Regions from separate parts of the Homo sapiens genome. Here region 2 is linked to region 1. The links are chromatin contacts, found by Hi-C or POLR2A ChIA-PET in ENCODE. All regions are on one chromosome and are shown on one strand. The core of a region is the stretch at or near the end of the contact, and the rest is flanking DNA. Distances in the headings are between cores, read along the strand shown.

The links. Hi-C counts contacts between places; a loop is a spot of excess contacts on that map. ChIA-PET counts read pairs that join two places held with the same protein, here RNA polymerase II (POLR2A).
Region 2: a map of Caco-2 shows a loop between it and region 1 (2.0-fold over the local background). The contact joins the promoter of LINC02744 here to the enhancer-like site in region 1. A Hi-C loop is called at or near these places in 1 of 168 maps with a recorded cell type or tissue (Caco-2). POLR2A ChIA-PET finds 5 or more read pairs at or near these places in 2 of 52 experiments (H1 and SK-N-SH).

Annotation. Positions count from the first base shown.
Region 1 is chr11:119,776,125-119,781,137 of GRCh38, forward strand. No RefSeq gene overlaps it. Among named protein-coding and RNA genes, the nearest start is that of NECTIN1-DT, 49 kb to the left of the region's middle. Within about 2 kb of position 3,723, at least 4 of the 41 ENCODE cell types and tissues checked have a DNase peak (open chromatin) inside an H3K27ac peak, as active enhancers do.
Region 2 is chr11:119,991,445-119,996,374 of GRCh38, forward strand. It overlaps LINC02744 (long intergenic non-protein coding RNA 2744), which reads right to left and starts at 3,286. Exons shown (of 4, transcript NR_183635.1): 1 at 3,150-3,286.

The DNA.
Region 1 (5,013 bases), core at 2,473-4,972:
ACACAAAGAAGAAACCTGGACAGTGGGAAGGCATGGGAACCCTGGAAATAGCACAGAGTAGAGGTGAAAATGAGTCAGACCTCTCCTTCCTCATACAGAGTTGAATCTGGCCTCCCCAAACACTTCCCAGTGCCCTAGGCTGCTGCCTTGGGTCACTCAGAACAGAATCTGCACATTACATCTGCAATGGGCTGCCCCAGCTCTTGCCACTCTGCCTCTTCCCGCTGTAGGGTGAAGACTCCCTGTTGTCTGCTAAGCTCTTCTTATGAGGGTGGCAGCAGAGCGTGGGTTTAGGAGCATGTTTCTGGAGCCAGATCTCCCAGATTGGAATCTTGACTGCACAACTTCCTAGCAGGATGACCTTGAGCAAGTTATTTCAGCTTGCTGTGCTTCAGCCTCTCATCCCCCAAAGTGGGCTGATAATGGTGCCTGCCTCACAAGGGCAGAGTGAGTTAATAGTTGTGCTGGGGACTTGAAAGAGTGCTCAGGATACAGCGTCACATGTTTGTAAAATTAAATACAGGACATGACTTTAGCCCCTTCCCCCACATGCTTTCATTGTTCTCCTGCGGAGGTGCTGGGGGTGTCAGTGCCTCCTTTATGGTGGGAGAGCCGGGACTGAGCATGGAACTTCAGAGGCAAAAGACCTTGACCTCACTCAGTCTGGCCAATATTTTATCAGTGCAGCCCCACCCAAGATTCTCATGTTTAGATGATAGTGACCTCATCATGTTCTTACCGTGTCTCAAGCTGGCTTTCAACCAAAACTTGAGTCTATTTTCCACGTGTTGCAGAGAAACGGGCTCCACCCCTTCTTGTACCTGTACAGCCAAACATTTTTTCCCTGCTTTATTTTTATTTTTTAACCTTTGTTTTAGGTTCAGGGGTTATAACAAATGTGAAGGTTTGTTGTATAGGTAAACAACACGGGGGTTTGTTGTATGGATTATTTCATCACCCAGGTACTAAGCCTGGTACCCAATAGTTCTTTTTTTCTGCTCCTCTCCCTCCTCACATCCTCCACCCTTAAGGAGACCCTAGTGTATTTTGTTCCCCTCTATGTGTCCATGAGTTTTCATCAGTTAGCTCTCACTTATAAGTAAGAACATGCAGTATTTGGTTTTCTGTTCCTGTGTTAGTTTACTAAGGATAATGGCCTCCAGCTCCATCCGTGTCCCCGCAAAAGACATGATCTCATTCTTTTTCATGGTGCAGCCTAACTTTGTAAGAATAGAATTGTCCCTTTCCCACTCTCTGCTACTATGGGACATGTGAACTGCTACCCCAGCCTGTCAAGGTCTTTTTGGGGTCCAGGTCCTCCTGTTGGCCATACGGATGGGGTCTTCATGCCCAGGAGCATCTGAGAGTCTACAGACAGTGGGCCACTGTGCTATCCTGCTGTGCTCACCATGGTCTTAGACAGAGAGAGGCCTCTGGGCTGGGGTGGTGCTGAGAGAACAGACCCGGTTTTTCAGGTCTTCTCTTTGGTCCTGGTGGTCTGGAAACTTCCTTTGCCTTTACCAGAAAGCTTTACATCACTCACAGATCTTGTTCCAGTGAGGGACAGCCCTCGGAATGTTCTTGTTCCCTTGAGGTCTTTCTGGCAGGTGATGACATGGCCTGCATGCTTGCCACCTTCCCTGTTCCCAGCTGCTGGGCCTCGACTCTGGGCTGATACAAGTCTACCCTCTTCAGTCCCAACCAGCTCCTCTCTTGATCCTCCAGCAGCTTTTGGGGGGCTTTGAGCCCTTGGCAGAGAGCCTCCCCAAATTCAGAGGACCATGACCAAGCTCATCACTGCCCAACAGGGCAGGCCAGGCATGGTGGGGGTAAAAAGCTCAGCTCTTCTCTTGCTGCTTCCAGGAGGTGGACATTGCTGGATCTCCCAGGCCGAGCAGCATTGAGCGTGCCCGTTGTACCCCTGTCTGCTCCTCCAGCCCTCACTTAGCCCAGCCATCTGCAGTGCTAGGTGTGCAGCTCAGCCTTCAGCAGGCTGTGGGGCCCGAGGCTGTCAGACAGCGGATTCTCATCCCGCCTTCAGAGGTGCTGAGGAAACACGAGATGCACCACCCACCCACGCCACGGTGACATATGTGGCTCTTCCACATGCCAGCCTTGGGATTCTCTAGTCTGGACACCCTGGGTGTGGGTACCGATATAGTGACTTCCCTACCTTCCAAGTGGAAGGATCTGGTGCCTGTAGGGTAGCCAGAAGACAAGCAGGGTGAACTGGAGTTTTCTTCTGCCACTGGCTTCAGGATCACAGGCTCAACTTGACCTCAGCGGGGAAGGCAATAGCGGGCTTGTCATGCTCAGCAGGGAGACTTCCAGCTGCTGAACATCTGCAGGGCCCACCAGATACAGAGCACATTTGTGCAGGGCATGTCCTTAAGAAGACCCTGACTTGGCACGGTTGTGGCCAGGGGAGTGACGCCAGGGGATGAAAGGAATGACCTCTCAAGGCGCCTCCTCACATGAGGTGCTCAGGTGGTGCCCGGGCAGATTCACACCTGAATCTGTCTTGCCGGGGGAGTAGAAAGGTTCTGGGACAGACAGGGACACATGCTTCCCAAGATAGCACATCTGTCGTCTGAGCACCGTTCTGAGGCAGGTCGACACAGATTTATGCTGGTACACAAATTCAATAAACACCACCAGCCTCCTCCTTCCTGCAGGCAGCCTGCCTGGGAGGCTGAGGGCTCCACTGGGGTGAATTGGGACCCTGAGGCCTCTGTGGGAAGGGCACTTGAAGGATCCAGGTTCCAAGGGTAGGATCAAAAAAGCTGATGTGGCTCCTGCCTTCAGAAGTCCTGTGCGTGCCTCCGAGCAGGCCCAGATCTGGCTGGGTCACCTTGTGCCCTGTCTGCTCTACTGTAGCTCCAGCGCTTGTAAAATGAGGCTCGGCATTTCCAGTCCCTTCCTCTGTGGTCACTCAGTGTCCTGGAGTGATCCCTACCCATTTTCTTGTCCTCTTTTCACCCCACAGAGCCCTCTCAGCTCCTGGAAGGGCTGGGTGATGAAGACAGAACCATCCCATCCCGTCCCTCCTCTGGAGATTGTCCAGGGGCTCCTGCTCTGGAAGGGGGCAGTGAGGGCAGACCCCCTTGCAGGCCCAAGCTCTGCCCATCACTGGACGTTCTCTGTTGTGGGCTGGTGGGGTGGGCTGTGAGCAGGCCTCAGAAGTATCTGTCACCCTGCACTCAGCTTGCTGTTGGCGCAGAGAATCGGTCATGTCTGTGCTGCACTTCAGCCTTGTCATTTTACAGATAACATGATGGAGGCCAGAGAGGGAAAGTGACTTGCCTGAGGCCCCAGAGCTGTCACAGAGTGGCAGAAATGGCTCAAAACCCGGGCCTCCTGGGTCTTAGCGTGATAAGCTTGCTGGTGTCCTGGGACGCTGACTGTGCCTTCCTGCCCCGGGAGGGACATAGTTCTGGCAGGGGCACTCAGGGCAGCTCTGCTTCCCACCAGAACAGGGAAGTGGGGTCTCACTCTATCCAGCCCCCGCCGCACTCCATCCTGACATCACTGGCCTGTGCTCCCTCCCCCTCTCACCCGAGGCACCCGAGCTCTGGAGTTGACTATCTCAGAGAGGTCTGCGGGGAAAGGGTGGGTGTGCATTGCAAGGGGTGGGAACTCTGGCAGTGTAAAGGGCAGGGGTAGAAGCAGTGCCAGGGCATCAGGGCTATGGAAGCCCAGCATGCTATGCAGAGGCTGCTCCCCCAAGTCCCCTCCAGACTCCAGGGCCAAGAGCTTCAGATGCCACAGCTGCTGCCCTGCCGGGTGCCCCTCGCCTGCCACCACTGATTGCAGTATGTGCCGTTCCATTTTTAACAGTCCTGCCCGGCCCCGACTGCCTGAGCCGATCCAGAGGCGGGCCCTGCTCTTGATTGCGGCACTAAAAATACCGGCGAAGCCTCTGATGAGAGCAGGGGCTTGGTCTCCCCTTTGCCTGCACATCAGCTCTTTGCTGCCTCCCTGCAGAGTGGCATGGGGGGACCCTGGAGGCAGGGGCTGGGGGGCAAGGAAGCTCCATTACTCCCATGACCTTTGCAAGCATCTAGATAAAAAGCAGAATGGCTATCCCGATATTTGGAGACATGGCATCTGGGGCCTTTCTGAATGTTGGGATTCCCAGGTGTTTTGTGTTGGGTAGACACAGTCTCATGGTGTTTTGAGACTCCATGTGTGTGGTTTCCTGAGTCTGTGCTGGGGAGGGAAAGCTGGAAACTTTTCCAGGCCTCCAAGCTTTTTCCTCCTCCTCACTTCTCATTTCTGGTCAGTGGCCAAAATCTGAGGGTTCCACCTCCCGCATAATCCCTCCCACCTACTGCCTCCTTTCCAGTCCTGCTGCCTCCGCCTGGCTCTGACCTCTGGCTGAGCTTTCCCCTAGCTGCTAGGAGCCCCTCCAATTGCCCATACCTGTGCATGTCACCTGCTGCTGTCAGGATGATTTTCTAAAGCCCAGCTCCCATCAGCCACTGCTCCAGTCCAAAACCTAACCCCTTGGCCCAGCATATAAGACCCTCTATGATCTGAACTTGACAGATTGCTCTAGTCTGATTTCTTTTCTCTCTCTTTCCTTTTTCCTTCCTTCCTTCCCTCCCTCCCTTTCTTTTTCTTTCTTTGTTTTCTTTCTTTCATCTTTCTTTCCTTTTTCTTTCCTTTCTTTTTCTCTCTTTTTCTTTTCTCTTTCTTTTTCTTTCATCTTTCTTTCCTTTCTTTCTTTCCTTTTTCTTTTTCTCTTTTTCTTCTTTCTTTTCTTTCTTTCTTTTCTTTCTTTCTTTCTTTCTTTCTTTTCTTTCTTTCTTACAGGGTCTCTCTCTCTCTTTCTTTCTGACAGGGTCTCACTCTGTCACCCCAGCTGGAGTTCCTTAAAACTCATTGAGTGACCTCCCTGGGCCGGTTGGAAACAAGCTGTTCTCCCCGCGGGTGTCCAGGCCCTTGCCAAGGTATCTCAGGTTTGCCATCACTGGGCATGGGGGTGCTTCAAGGGAATGGGACCCAGGATCC
Region 2 (4,930 bases), core at 2,036-4,535, 210 kb after region 1:
GCTGCCTATCACACTTAATCTCTGAGTTGGGAATGGTTCTGACGATCAGATGTTAGTACGCAGCCTGGTAACGCTATGGTATGGGGTCTGCCTTCCTCACTGGAGTGGGAGCTCCTTGAGGGTGGGGTTAGAGGCTTAGGAAGCTCTGCATCTTCAGTGCCCAGCACAAGGCCTGGCAGGTATCTGGTGGGAGGGCAGGTAGGAAAATGGCAGGAGCAGGGTGGGAGCAGGTGCAGTATCCCCATATGGTTCCTGCGGGCCCTGGGGAGGGCCCCAAAGCCCAGTTCTTGGAGGGAGGGGACAAAAGGGCAGCCTGAGGTCTGCCCTTCCTGCTGCCCTGCCCAGGTCCAGCCTGAGCACTCCTGGCAGCAGGCTGCCCTCAAGGTCCCAGCATGGCCACCTGCTCACATGTTTATCCACCAGGCCAGTCCCCTGGGACAGCTGGGACTTAATGAACTGCCGAGTTGCTAAGGCTGCCTTTGATCCCAGCAGTTCAGCTGAGGAAATCGATACCCTTAATGGAGAAAATCTGGGTTGTGATGTAGAGATTTGGGATGGGCCATGTGACCATGTGACTGCCTGCCTACCTGCTGTGGAAAATGCTAAGTTGGCCCAGCAGGAGTCTGCACCTCCTAAGGCCCATCTCCCGGGACTGAGCCCTGCCTGGGAGCCAAGAAGGGCAGTCAGGATCTCAGGGCACTCCCAGGCCAGGACAGGGTTAGGGTCAGAGATCAGACAGAAATGCTAGAAAGGAGAGCCCATCAGTGCAGCCAGAAGGGTTTAAGGTGCACTGGGGAAGGGAGAGAGGACTGAAGAGAGGAAGACGGGAAGTGGCTGACTGGCAGCTAGAAAGCAAGGAAGAGCCACAGGGCGGACACTGACATTGAATGGCCCAGGGACAGGAGCAGCTAGTGACATTCAAGAACCAGTGAGCTTCAGCTCAGTGCTGTGGCTTCAGCAGATTCCACGCAGATGAGCAATGAACCCGGGAAGCCCACATGAAGCCAATGAGGAGTTGGAAACAGACGGAATTGCCGTAGGGGGCACGTTGGGTTCCTCGGGATCATCAGGGTGGAAAGACCCTGAGAGAAGGTGGTCGTGGCCGAGGGCATCCCCGCTTGGCCTGTCTTGCTCACTCTCCCAGTGCCTGGCTCACCACCCTCGGCTGATGCGTTCTGTCAAATATTCCCCCTCCCACGGCAGATCAGGTTATGAACTCAGTCAATACTTGCATCAGCACTGGCTGGCTCTGTTTCACCAGGCACTGTGTTCCTGTCTCGTGGGCTTAGTGTCTCCCCATTCCCTCCTCCCTGGCGCTCAGCATGGTGGTGACCAGATCTGCAATTAGCTCCGTGGTTCCACGGCACACCTAGCAGCAGGCTGTCTGCGTGGCTAGCCTCCTCCCCACAGGGCCCTCTCTATGGGGCACCGTCGGTTCCAGGCTCCTTGGAGGCCAACACAGTGTGGGCTTCTCAACGTAAGGCCTCCCTGTGGCTCGGGCTGGGGCACAGCTGCTCAGCACTCACAAGTCTCCTGGTTCCCAGGTTAGACCCAAAGAGCCCACACAGGGGAGGGAGCCTTGATTGCTGCATAGTGGAAGGAGCCCACACAGCCTGCGCTCTGGTCTTCTCTCTGCCTGACTCTTGCCCTGGCCTTGGCCTCCCAGGTCCTGGGTTTCCTTATCTAGAAAGTACAGGGTGATAATCCTTGTCCTGCTCACCTCACAGGACACAGTAGAAAACTTGAATGAGAACGCAGATGTGAAATACTCCCTCAGGTACCAGATATACCCAATGATTTGTTTCATATGGACACACTTTGCCTGGCTTCTTATTCAAATGGCACCACACAGGAGTTCCTTCCAGGCCCAGAATGACCCTGGATGCTTTGTGAGAGGCACCCTCTGACCTGGGGGCATTTATGGGGCAGGGTGGGGGAGAGCAAAGTCGCACTGTATCACAAACACAAAGAAATGTGTGAAATTGCTCTGAGGGTGGAGTTTGATGGCCCTAGTTTGGAAAAACAGATGCTCCAGTTCTGCAGTGAGTCCCCAGGATTGCAGGCACCAGGCCCCTGGTTGGAGGTTGGTGTCACAGCCAGGGGTGTAAGATGTAAAGACAGCCAGCGGGGGCTGGTAATGTGCTCAGTGTCCTTGGCCCTATTGGGCATAAGGTCGGAGAACAGGGTCCTTCTGTCTCTCCTCATGCCCTCAGATGATTGGGGCTAGCACCCTTATAGTCTATAGGTATCCTCAAGCCAGGGCCACAGTTCCAACCAGGAACACCCAGGTGGAGCCCCACCTGGTGCTTTGCAGGTGAGGCCAGCTCTCACACCTGGGAAAGGCGACGTGAGAGCTCAGTGTTCTGGCACACCCCTGACACCACCACCTGAACAAGTCTGGATATGCAAATGATCTCCTTCCTTCATGGTTTTGTCCTATTCTAATCCATAGCTCAGCCCTGGCTAATCAGCAGGAACCACTGCCCCCCTGTGGGGGCAGGGACAAGGCAGGTGTTCTGAGCTTGGGAGCCAGGGCCAGGGCAGGGCTCTGACGTTGGGAAGGGATGCCAGCCAAGGGGGTTCATGCCAATGGAACTTTGCAGAGGCAAGTCTTCGCAGGGCTATTTGCTCAAGAGCCTGGAACAAGCAGTCCCAGCCTCCTCCCCAACTCAAACCCAGGAAAGAGCTCCCTTGGGATTTCTAACCAATCCCCAACCTTTGTCCCTTCTAGGGACCTGGAGCCCAGGGCAAAGCAATGGCCAGGGAGCAGAGCGTCATACAGCACCCTCACAGCTGATGTCCCCATGGTGGCAAAGGCAGCCTCCATGGCTTCCATTTAACCTCTCTGGACCCTCAGCCCTAGCTATGGCCAAGGAATCTGCTTTTCCAATATTGCAAGGAGAAGGCAGCAGGGTTTGTGAAGATGCTGTTTTCCCACACTTAACCCCCAGAATCAGAATGGGCCCATGGCAAAAGTGGGGACAGAAACGTGGGAGTCATAGCCACACCAATGCTGGCAGGATCTTTTGGCTCATTCATGCACACCCACCATGTGCCCAAGAGCCCACGGCTGGCGGGGACAGGGCCAGACCCCAAAGAGAGCCCAGCATGTCTCTGGCCTTCTCCCCAGTGGAGGCCCCTCTTCCTACCTCTCCCTCGGGGTTCTGGGATGAGATCTACAAAGACTGAGGGGTCGAGGGCTAAGACAGACTCTCGACATGACTCTCAGAGGAGTGGAAAGCTCCTCTCCCATTCCTCCAAAACTGGTGACTGCGGCAAGACTAGCAGAGGAGCCAGCTGGAGCTGCCCAAGTCATACTCCCATTGCGTTGTGATGTCACAGAGGCCCGAGGAAACGCTGGCCTCCAGTCAGAACTAATCTGCTACTTAGAGCCTATAACCTTGCACAAGTTACAGAATCTCTCTAACCCTCAGTTTCCTTACCTGGAAAATGGGCATGCTATATCTACTACTCAGATTCATTGTGAGAACAAACAATAGCCCACATATAGAGCATGCAGCAAGGTGTGTGGCTCTTTATAGGCACCCACCACTGTTCTCTTTTCCTCTTTACTCCTCTCCTTTCCCTTTCTGGACTTCAGTCCAGAAATGCTCTCTATTGTGTCTATGACCACTATGTCCAATCACCAAGTCACTTTCAATATGTCTAGTGACACGATGGAGCAACACGCACACTCTGCACAACACTTCTTCACCATGTATACTCGCAAAGATGCACCAGGCATGCTGACTCTGCATCACAAAACAGAATTCCAGCCCTGGGTGACACGTGCCCTATGAATATAGTATTCATAGGTTTTCAGAAACAGTTCTGATCTATGCCTATTTGACATCCAAACTGTGACATTTTTAGAATGAAAATGTTGCCAGGACAACAAGTATAAACTAGGAATGTCCTGGAAATCCTATGAATACTCATTAGGACCTCGATCTCTTAGGGTAAAGAAGGCTTCTGTCTCTACACTCCTACCTGGGATGTTTACAGTCCTTGGGCCTCTGCTCTGGGAAGACTCCTGAGCCACCAGGCCAGGTTCCCTGCTCCAACTTGGATCAACCCAACGCCTAATGCTTCCTTCCCTCTTTACAAGGGACTGCTGCCTCCACTTCACCTATTTGCTTCTCTGTCTCTCACACTCACCACGAGCAACCTGAGGATGGGGGTCCCCATACCTAACACTGCCTGGCTTATAGTAGATGCTCAAAAATGTGCATATGAGCCGAGATCATGCCACTGCCCTGCAGCCTGGGTGACAGAGCAAGACTTTGTCTCAAAAAAGAAAAAAACTGTGCATGGGGAGAAAAAACAGATAAATGCCCCACTTAGGAGAGGAAAACTAGGCAGAGAGTAGGGGGTTAATGCAGCTCCTGGTGGAAGCTGGAAGAAGTCAGCCCAGCTAAAAGAAGAGGGCTGTTGTTTGCTACCAGGCAAGCCAGAGCAGGCTTCTTCTGCCCCCTCCACTCCATCCCCCATGCACACGTGTCTGCAAATGGCACCTGGTGGTTGGCCAGGGAGATGACATCTTCATGCCCACAGGTGACGGGCCGAGAGGACAGTTAGTGCTTTGTTGAAAAGCTTTCAGAGTCGGAGTCTCTGCTCTCAGAAGTAGGAAGACAATTCAGAACCCTGCTGTGGCCTCTCCCTTCTTCCCCTCTCTGGCTAGCCCCCTCTCAAGACAGGGACCACCCCAGCCATGGCATCCAGAGTGGGTTCCCTGTGCACTCAAGCCAGTTGCCTGGGTGCCATCACTTGTCACTTGACAATAGAGAAGGATGTTTCTCTATTTTCCAGCTCAGATGAGCTTTCGAAGATGCTATCTGGCTGTGATATAAATCCATTGAGAAAGCCCTGGAGGGAGCCCCTGCAAAGCCCTAAATTGGACACTAAAAACAGATAAAAGCCAATGGTTTAA